Regions from separate parts of the Homo sapiens genome. Here region 2 is linked to region 1. Evidence: chromatin loops called from intact Hi-C (ENCODE). Cell type or tissue: psoas muscle. All regions are shown on one strand. Each heading gives the region's core, and the rest is flanking DNA. Links, peaks and the distances in the headings are about the cores only.

Region 1 (5,381 bases), core at 202-5,201:
TGCTTGACATGGAGATGAGGCTCCAGGAGAGAGAGTGTAATGGAGTTAGTAAGAGACCCTCATGAAGTTTCTTGAGGCAAACCCGCAGGCTCATCCACTCCTCTTCTCTCGGCAGGGGGTAGTGTCAAAGTGCTTTGGTTGTCACAAGACCCAGACACCTAGGTTCCCAGTTTGGCTGGCCCAAGAGTTCTTCATGAGGCAAAAGAAGTGGCAGCTGGTGTCCTAGGTAGAGAGCAGCCATACAGACACCACATGTGTTCCTCCTGGCTCCACACAGACGTCGTGTCCAGCAACAGTCTGATCCTTGCGGTAAGCTATACAATGTTCTCTGCCCCAGGAAGGGGCCCCTGAGGGGGTCCACGGTCCTGCTTACTGTGCAACTGGGCCAGCTGTAGAACTGGCATGTTGCACAGGGGACACACTTTACGAACCTCCAGCCACTTAATAAGGCACCTGCAGAAGGAGACACCACAGGGGGAAGATGTCAGTCCTATGCTCATGGCACGGCTGTTCTGCTGAACATCTCCATATCTGTCACCCAGACAACGTCTGCTGTATGGTCCAAGGAGCTCCCCTCCTAGGTGGTGAACGGATGTCACCCCCTGGAGAGAGGGAAGAGACAGAGAGAAGGAGTGGGGAGAGGCCAAGGGGTCAGCAATCCCCTCTTCCTTCCAGAGCCTCCCATCTTCCACGTGTGAAGCCACAGATAGTATGTGATACTCTCAGTTACCCATGACTTCTTACAAGAACAAAATACACTGAGCAGGGATGTGAGAAGTAGGAAAATAAATTTTTCTAACAGAAATACAAAACAAAAAATTATAAGAGGAAGAATATTAATATGTCTGCAGGAAGTGGGAGGAGAGTGCCCCACACTACCATTTATATCCAGACTTTATTTTGATTTTAAATAACTATGGTTTTGATTTAAATAAGTTTTTAGGAGATGAGGCTCTCAGTGGAAAGTTCCAGCTAAATAGCTGTTTATTGCTTGGGCTCCAAGTGTAGGCTCATTTTGGCTCTCTGCCCATAGTCCTGACGTGGTGGTCACGTTCCACCACTCTGCTGTCTCCTAATGTCACGCACACACACACACATCCCACCTGTAGGGTGCTGTCAGCTTTCTGCATTACAGACCAATCATGAAGCCATCAAGCTTGTCTGGCACTGCCCTAAAACCCAAAAGAAGTTGGTTGATGTGCCTCAAACTCGGGTCCCATTAAGTAATTCCATACCAATACTTACTTTCTGTGGAAGGCGTGCTTACATGGGCAAATCCCCAACTCATCTCGAGGCTTGAAGTCTTCTAGGCACACTGCACAGAGCTGAAAGACAAATGCACAAATGAAGCCAAGTGTCTGTTAAGTACCCTCCCAGGTACAAAGTAGAGTGCAGGCTCCTAAAGGCTCAACCGTTTGAAGGGACTCATGAGACTCTTATCTTAAAAAAAAAAGAAATGAATGAATAAATGACTGAAAAGAAACAGGCCAAAATAGATGAATGTCTCCTGCTCTTCCTGTCCCATATCTTCAAGGAGGTGGGCAGATGGGAGAAGACAGAAAGCAAGAGGCAGCTGCCTTTACTTCAGTGCATCAGAAGTGTGGGACCGAGGGAGGGTTACTCTCACATCTGCCAGCTTAGCCTGCTGTCCCTTTCCTGGTGTGCCGAAAGAGCTGAGGCTCTCTGGGTTCTCCACCTTGTCAGCAGCACAGCCTGGCTCCCAAGCACTCACTGAAAGGGACCGCTCAAGCCCTGGCAATCTTTTCTCCTGTTTTTATGCACAGCTTGCAGTAACATGCTATTTATAGTTCCTGGGGCCTCCCACTTTGGCACTGTCCTTCTGTCAGTGTCTCTGTCATATAAAAAGTTACTGAAGACTCAGTTAACTCATGAACATGTGCAGATGGGACCAGGACTGCTCTCAGCCAATGACTAGTCTCCATGGCTTGGAGAGAGGCCTTTGCCATCGTACCCAGGGGCTGGGTTCCAACACTTTCCTGGGCATTCACCAGGGCCCGTGGATACCATGTGTCACCACACTGACCCATTTTACCGATGAGGAAACAGAAGCTCAGGAAAATAATGTTGCTTGAGGCCATTTAATTGGAGAGTGGCCAGGCCTGGCTGGGACCCAGGTCTGTTGCACTGATGTGCTGTTGTGCCATTGCTTTCTCCTGCCCAGTGGTTGAACTCCTTTCTCCCTACTTGCTTCCCTGTCCATTCCCAAGGATCCTGGTTCAGGCCATCACCATTTCTAGCCTGGACTGTTGATGGCTTTGCTGTTACTAGTTTCTTAACCTATAACACGTAACCCAGTCTTCTTAGATTATGTAACATGATCCAGGCAGGACATGTGGCTCTTGGTGCCCAGTGAACCGTGCCATGTTGGTTTTTAAACATCCTTGCTGAGGTAGCTTTCAGGGCCTTGTGTGTATGACAGACAGGACCTTCACAGGAGGAGAATGGATAACTGTGCTCTGTTGGACTCAGCATCCCTACCAAGATGGCAGGGGAGCAGGGAGGAGAGCAGGACAGGTGGCTGGCCTTGGCTCAGACACACTAGCTGTGTGGCCTCTGCCCTCAGGATTCCTCACAGAGCTCTGTTCCTTCATCTGTACAATAAGGACATGGCCTGTCCCACCCTACACACGGCTGTCATCAGCTCAGCTTGGGGGGTAGGGTTAAGGACACAGTAAGGCAGTCTACCAATGCCAGCTGTTTTTATTGATGTCTACATTTTATAATGGAAGTACTGTTTGCAAGCCCATTTTTGTCCTCTGAAGGGAGGCTGAGAACAAGCTGTGGGTAAAGGTAAAAATCCAGCAGTTTCAGCCTAGTGGTATCTTTTTGGGCCTCAGCTTCCCACCTGTAAAGAGGGAATGATGCTCCCATCTCCTAGACTGTGTGATTGGCCCTCTGGCCTTCAACAGCCAGTTTTCCTCTCAGCCCCGCCTTCCGACACAGGGTCAGGACTGTCCTCTGGAGATTTAGCACTGATCCTGTTGAAGCACAGGTTGGATGAGTTGCTTATTTTTATTCACTTATTTTTCCAGGATCCAAAATTAGATTAGTAGCCTTTCCAAACAGGAGTTTCTTTTTTTCTTTTTGAGATGGAGTCTTGCTCTGTCGCCAGGCTGGAGTGCAGTGGTGCGATCTCAGCTCACCGCAACCTCCGCCTCCTGGGTTCAAGTGAGTCTCCTGCCTCAGACTCCCGAATAGCTGGGACTACAGGTGCATGCCAACCATACCCGGCTAATTTTTTATATTTTTAGTAGAGACAGGGTTTCACCATGTTGGCCAAGATGCTCTCGATCTCTTGACCTTGTGATCCGCCTGACTCAGCCTCCCAAAGTGTTGGGATTACAGGTGTGAGCCACTGCGCCCAGCCCCAAAATGGAGTTACTATTAATGGTATAATGTGCTATTATGTTCTGAATAAACAGATCCTAAAACTATAGCCACCTGAGAAAAAACAAGACAAACTCTGACACGTTAAATGCTAAAGGTGACCAAAGTCAATGGCAATCACAAAAAGAGAAAAGCCTCAGATGACTTCCTAGAAGCTCCCTAAGAGCCAAACTCATTTTACAACTTTCCTTTACAGTTCATATTTTGCAAATAAACTTTTGTTTCCAGTATTCAATGAGATTGTTTCTCCAGTGTGACTTCCCATCACCATTAAAAAACTGAGATACAATTAATCTACTATAATATTCACTCCTTTAAGTAACAGTACAATTCAGCAGTTTTTAGGTATATATGTGCAGCCATCTTTACAATCTAATTCCAGAACATTTGCATCAAATGCCACCCACCCACCCCCCAAAACAAGCCCATATTCATAGGCAGTCATTCCCCATTCTCCCCTTTCCCCAATCTCTGGCAACCAACCACTAATCTACTTTCTTTATTGATGGATTTGTCTACTCGGGACATTTCATATAAATGGAACCATACAATATGTAATATTTCATGTTTGGCTTCTTTCCCTTAGCATAATGTCTTCAAGGTTCATCTATATTGTAACATATATCAGTACTTCACTCATTTTCATGGCTGAATAATATTCCACTGTATGTATGTACCGCATTTTGTTTACCCATTTATCTATTGATGGCCACCTGGGTTGTTTCTACCTTTTGGCTATTGTGGACAATACTGCTATAAACACTGGTGTACAAGTATCTGGCTGAGTCCTTGTTTACGTTCTTTTGGGTATGTATCAAGGAGTGGAATTGCTGGGTCATATGGTAACTCTATGTTTACCTTTTTGAGGAGCTACCAAACCGATTTCCAAAGCGGCTGCACCATTTTACGTTCCTACCAGCAGTACGTATGGGTTGTAATTTCTCCATATCATCACCAATACTTATTCTTGTCTTTTTTACTATAGTTATCATAATGGGTGTAAATGGGTCATTTCCTTAATGACTAATGATGCCGTGCTTATTGACCACCACATATCTTCTTTGGAGAAATGCCTATTAAGTCCTTTGTCAATTTATTAGTTGGTTTCTTTTTATTATTAAGTGGTAAGAGTTCTTTATATATTTTAGACTGAACTCCCTTATCAGATAGCCAACTAATTTTGACAAAGGTGCAAAAAGCATTTCAATGGCAGAAGGAAAGCCTTTTCAACAAATGATGTTAGAGCACTACACATTCATAGACACAAAAGACACACGCAGCCTAAGCAGAAACACAACCTAAGCACAACCAAAGCACAACCTAAGCAAAGAAACCAAAGGAAAAAATGGATAAACTGGACTTGATCAAATTAAAAAACTTTTGTTCTACAAAAGACCCTGTTAGGATGAAAAGACTGGGAGAAAATATTTGCAGACCTTTTTATTTTGCAGGCTTCTTATTACTGAGTTCTAAGAGTTCTTTATACATCTTAAATACAAGACCCTTATCAGATATAAAACTTGTGAATACTTTGTCCCTGTGGGTTGCCTTCACTTTCAAGATAATGTCCTTTGAAGCACAAAAGTTTTTAATTTTTTTTTTGAGACAGTCTTGCTCTGTCACCCAGGCTGGAGTGCACTGGTGCCATCATAGCTCACTGCAGCCTCAATCTCCTGATCTCAAGCAATCCTCCAGCTCCTCAAGCCTCAACCTCCCAAATAGCTGGGACTTACAGGCACACATCACGACACCCAACTAATTTTTTTTTTTGTAAGTAGAGATAAGGTCTCCTAGCTATGTTGCCCAGGCTGGTCTCAAACTCCTGAGCTCAAGCAATCTTCTCGTCTTGGCCTCCCAACGTGTTGGGATTACAGGAGTGAGCCTCCATGGCTGGCCTGATGAAGTTTAACTATTTTTTCTTAGCTTGCTTGTGCTTTAGATGTCATATCTAAGAATCCATTACCCAATCCACA
Region 2 (5,381 bases), core at 274-5,273, 75 kb after region 1:
ATGTATAATATATATATTATATATAATATATAATATGTATAATATATATAATATATAATATATAATATGTATAATATATAATATAATATAATATATATATTATACATATTATATATTATATATATATTATTTATATATATTATATATATATATATTTTTTTTTGAGACAGAGTCTCGCTCTGTCACCCAGGCTGGAGTGCAATGGCACAATCTTGGCTCACTGCAACCTCCACCTCCCAGGTTCAAGCAATTCTCTGTCTCAGCCTCCCGAGTAACTGGGATTACAGGCACCCGCCACCACACCCGGCTAATTTGTTGTATTTTTAGTAAGATGGGGTTTCACCATCTTGGCCAGGCTGGTCTTGAACTCCTGACCTCATGATCCACCCGCCTTGACCTCCCAAAGTGCTGGGATTACAGGCATAAGCCACCATGCCCGGCCCAAGACTGCCAATATTAAGTCATACTTATGAAAGAATGAAATGTAACATAGGGCAAAATTTGATCATTAATATATTCTTCATAATTGTTTCAATTCTTAAGTGTAGCAAAAAATGGTGAGTAATTAAAAAACATGGATTCTCTTGTTAGAAATTTTTAAAAATCAAAAGCTATTTTACCAGGTCAGTTGTGCCTCTTTTGCCCATGTACTGAGTAGACACTTGTGCCACCTGCTGTCCTAGGGGACAGAGTGGTAAACAGGACAGATGAGGTCCTTGCCTTCCTGGAGCTGACCTTCTATTAGGGGTAAGTCACACAAAAATTATTAAACAACAGAATTTCAGAGGGTGGTACGTACTATAGAGGAGGTAGGGAAGGCACGTAAACTTCTCTTTTGAGAGACTTAACCATGTAGGTAAATAGAAAGGGATAGAGGAGGGTCAGGGAAAAGTTGTTTGCTGAAGCTTATTCTGATTTTAAAGATGGGCAACGTCACGGCATATGTGTATGCTGACATGGATAGCCCCCTGGAGAGTTGCTGATGATGCAAGAGAGAGGGCAAAAATGCTAAAGCTGTGAGATATGAGGGGGCATGAGGTATAGAAGATGTGAGGAGGAACACAGTAGAAAGGGGAGCTTGCCTCCGACAGGAGACAGAAAACATGGGTCTAAGGAAGGCAGATTTCTACATTTGGTTGGGGGGAAGATGAGTGGTTTCTGTCTGATATCTCCTAAACCCTCAATGAACTATGAGGTCAGCTTATCTGAGTAGGAGGGGTGGGTTGCTGATAAGTTTAAGGAGTGGAGAGAAGTTATGAAATAGTGATAGGCAAAAAGATCTTATTAAGATTCAATGGTAGCTTTGCCGGGCAGTGCTGAGTGTCTACTTCGGATTTTTGGTCATGAATCTGAAGTTCTCTTGTAATATCCAGCCACTTGGGTGGTGTCATGGAAAAGCCAAATGAATGATAAAGCAGCTATAAATAGAAAAAAAAGGGTTTTTAATTTTAAAATTTTTAAAGAGTAAACAAAGGATGTTTTAAAAATATGTATCCAAATTAGCCAGGCATGGTGGCGGGCACCTGTAATCCCAGCAACTGGGGAGGCTGAGGCAGGAGAATCGCTTGAACCTGGGAGGCAGAGGTCGAAGTGAGCCGAGATCACGCCACTGCACTCCAGCCTGGGTGAAAGAGTGAGACCCTGTCACAAACAAACAAACAAACAAACAAACAAACAAACAAACAAACAAGGCCAGATGCGGTGGCTCATGCCTGCAATCCCAGCACTTTGGGAGGCTGAGGTAGGCAGATCACGAGGTCAGGATTTCGAGACCAGCCTGACCAACATAGTGAAACCCCGTCTCCACCAGAAATACAAAAATTAGCTGGACATGGTGGCGCACGCCTGTAGTCCCAGCTACTCGGGAGGCTGAGGCAGGAGAATTGCTTGAACCCGGGAAGCAGAGGTTGTGGTGAGCCGAGATTGCACCACTGTACTCCAGCCTAGGTGACAGAGTGAGACTCCATCTCAAAATAATAATAATAATATGTATCCATGAGATAAACACAAAAATACTGACAATGTTCTGTGAAGCTGTGATTTATGCAGCTCCTTTTGCTTCCATCTTCTCATCACAGAAATTCTTGCAAACAATATATTTGTCACATTTAATAATGACATATTTAATCATGAAGCTCAAGTTAGTTTCTTTTTGGTCATTTCTTTTTTTGTCATTTCCTAAGGTGGATTTTTAAAAAATGCACCTGACAGCCGTCATGTTGGTTCATTTCACTGCTTAAAAGAAACTCTCTCTGATGTCAATTGATATTTTCATTGTTGATTTCATTTAAAAGTAAAAAAACTTAATCCCCTCTCTCAATGAACACATACACATCTACAGTGCTTAATCTCAATGCCTAAACAGTGGTCACAAGGAAAATGGGAAGGGAGATGCTGGCCTGATGGCGCTGGGCACCTAGCAGTGCCAGGTGCATGTTCTTGATCTTGCAGCTGTGCTCTTAAAACACAATGCTCAAGATCCAAAACGTTCGGGGGAGAATTCCTGTCTGCACAGGTTCAAGAGGAGGAAACAAAGACCCCACTGCTTGATGGAGGCACAAAGAATAGCATATTGGGTGAGATGGGGGGAGTATGCACACACATACATATACAGCCTTTTTGGAAAATACAATCTACCCCACAAGCAAAAGTAAAGAAAAATATCTATTCCAAGGTACATCATGAAATGTCAGGAACACCAGGGATAAACTGAAGATCCTAAAATCTTTCAGAGTGGGAAGAAAAAGGGAATGAGGATTAAAATGACATTGGACTTCTCAATAGTGACACTGGAAGCTAATGGAACAATGTCTTCAAAACAGTCACATTAATTTTCAATCCAGATTTTAACACCAAGCTAAACTACCATTCAAGAGTGAAGGTAAAATGAAGGCATTTCCAGACATGTAACTTCTGAATTCAGGAAGGAATTTCAGATTTTGTATGTACCCTTTCTCAGGAAGCTACTCAAGAATAAGGAAGACACAGGGTCCAGGAAATAGAAGACCTAACACAGGAGGAAGGCAAAGGGAATTCCCAAGATGATGACAAAGGGAAGTCCCAGGATGATGGCTATGCAGTAGTCCAGGGAGCAAACAATTCCAGACTGGAGTAGGAGAGAGGGGGCTCCAGCAGGACCATCTCCTGGGGAAAAGATATGAAAGTGAGTGACTACCTGAGAATATTCAAAGATAATCAGTTTTGTCATAGAGTTTGAATGAATTAGTGACTGATACAAAGAAAACTCAGCAAATGAAAACCAAACAAACAAAAGAGGCAATTATTTAATTCAGGAGCAACAAAAGTTGTTCAAGAAGAAAACACAGTAATAGCACCCTACGTGGCTCAACTGTGAATAACAGGTACACTGTCAGTCATATAAATCCTGAATACCGACCTAACTGTCAAGTATGAGTGGGAAATGGAAGGATAGTTATGTGAGACAGTTAAGTCTTCAACTTCCAAAATAGAAGTCCACAGAGAATATCCAAAAGTGAAGAGCTAAGAAATAGCAGTATAAACATTAAAAATGAAATAAGTATAAAGGTAAATACCAAAAGAAACCAGTAAGAGTTGAGAGTGGTTTAACTATATAATATATAAGACTGCTGATTTTGATTTTTTCTCAGTCTCAACATGGCAATTTCATATGATTCAAGCTAACACATTGTAATAGCATTATTACTGATCTTAGAATAAACTCCCATTTAAAACAATAAACAATTATTGGCCGGGCGCGGTGGCTCACACCTATAATCACAGCACTTTGGGAGGCTAAGGCAGGCAGATGGCTTGAGGCCAGGAGCTCAAGACCAGTCTGGCCAACATGGCAAAACTCCGTCTCTACTAAAAATACAAAAAAAAATTAGCCAGGCGTGGTGGCCAGTGCCTGTATTCCCAGCTATTCGGGAAGCTGAGGCATGAGAATCACTTGAACCTGGGAGACGGAGGCTGCAGTCAGCCGAGATCACGCCACTGCACTCCAGCCTAGGGGACAGGGTGAGACTCCATCTCAAAAAAAAAAAACAACAAAACACCCAAAAAACAAAAAAGCAATTATTGATAGAGAATGCTCAATGGAAAAATAAATTACTTTTTATTATGAGACATTACTGGGAGGATAATAGATCCTAGTTAACAAAGTGTTACCATCTATGCTCTTACCATCACTAACATAATATTACTATTCTAATGAATAAATATTTACTATTAAAACAGCACTTAACATTATTTTATCTATTTTAAGGATCTAAAAGTTAGTTTAGATTTTTTCTTCAATCATCATACTACAGAATGCTAAACTATGGGTTGGCAAATACTTTGATTAACAGAATGCTGAATAACAAGGCCAGGCTGTGTTTAGGTTCCTTTGTTGATATTAAAAATAGCTAAGTCACTCTTGCAAAATTAAACTTCCATGAAATTGCGATACTGTGCAAGCTTATTTCAGTGATAATTCCGGTTATGCTACTCTGTTTATCTAAGACTTCCCCTTACGGTTTGTTTTAAGGAGACTCCTAAAAAATGTCTTATGCAGTCAAGACAGGCAGTTTATAAATGTACTGGGTTACTTCAACATTAGTGACTTTAGTTAGTAAAGCTCTTGTTTTTTTTTTTCTGCTTCATTTTTCCTTCATAAAAGCCTTGTTTTAAATTAACTTATCTGAATTAAATTAATTGATATTAAGATTTTATTTAAATCATGCATTAAAACCAAAACATCCCCAATTGAAAAATCAACTTTCATTAATTTTTTTTTACTCTTACAAAAAAGAATTTGAACGTGGTAAGAATTTTACTAAGAATAATGTATCCTGAACTGACCATGGAAAATTTCCCCTTCAAATTAAAAGCAAATGTTTTAAACAGAGGGAATATACATAAACAGATGCTGTGGAAGACTGCTTAGTTTACATTTCATTTTCCACTGAAAACTACTAGGAATTAAAATACATGTGATTTTTAAAAATATTACAGAGAATCTTAAAGAAAACAGAACCCATACAATTATTCATATCATCCAATATAAGCGCCTCTTAATTTTTTAAAACCGCTATTTTGAATCCAAAGATCATAATAAAAATAGCTTTTTTTTCAGACGGAGTTTCGCTCTTGTTGCCCAGGCTGGAATGCAATGGCGCGATCTAGGCTCACTGCAACCTCCGCCTCCGGGAGTTCAAGCGATTCTCCTGCCTCAGCCTCCCGAGTAGCTGGAATTACAGGCGCTCGCCACCATGCCCGGCTAATTTTTTGTATTTTTTTAGTAGAGACAGGGTTTCACCATGTTGGCCAGGCTGGTCTCAAACTTCTGACCTCTGGTGATCCACCCACCTCGGCCCCCCAAAGTGCTGGGATTACAGGTGTGAGCCACCGCACCCGAC

Evidence for each region. Peaks named below come from ENCODE experiments on the same cell type or tissue, not always from the same donor. Only the 100,000 strongest peaks of a DNase experiment are listed, where the experiment ranks them.
Region 2: it touches region 1 in a loop (5-fold over the local background); 20 of 110 quality-filtered maps call a loop at or near these places.

Annotation. Positions count from the first base shown.
Region 1 is chr20:3,933,749-3,939,129 of GRCh38, forward strand. It overlaps RNF24 (ring finger protein 24), which reads right to left. Exons shown (of 6, transcript NM_001134337.3): 5 at 1,246-1,325; 6 at 1-453. The coding sequence ends at 315. Among named protein-coding and RNA genes, the nearest start is that of MIR103B2, 19 kb to the left of the region's middle. RefSeq lists an enhancer at 2,512-2,661. In psoas muscle, for the core only: no CTCF peak of the experiment used is centred there; DNase peaks (open chromatin) are centred at 1,793 and 2,113; H3K4me3 peaks cover 1,230 bases; H3K27ac peaks cover 2,067 bases.
Region 2 is chr20:4,008,403-4,013,783 of GRCh38, forward strand. All of the region lies in intron 1 of RNF24 (ring finger protein 24), which reads right to left. Among named protein-coding and RNA genes, the nearest start is that of RNF24, 4.5 kb to the right of the region's middle. In psoas muscle, for the core only: no CTCF peak of the experiment used is centred there; no DNase peak of the experiment used is centred there; H3K4me3 peaks cover 197 bases.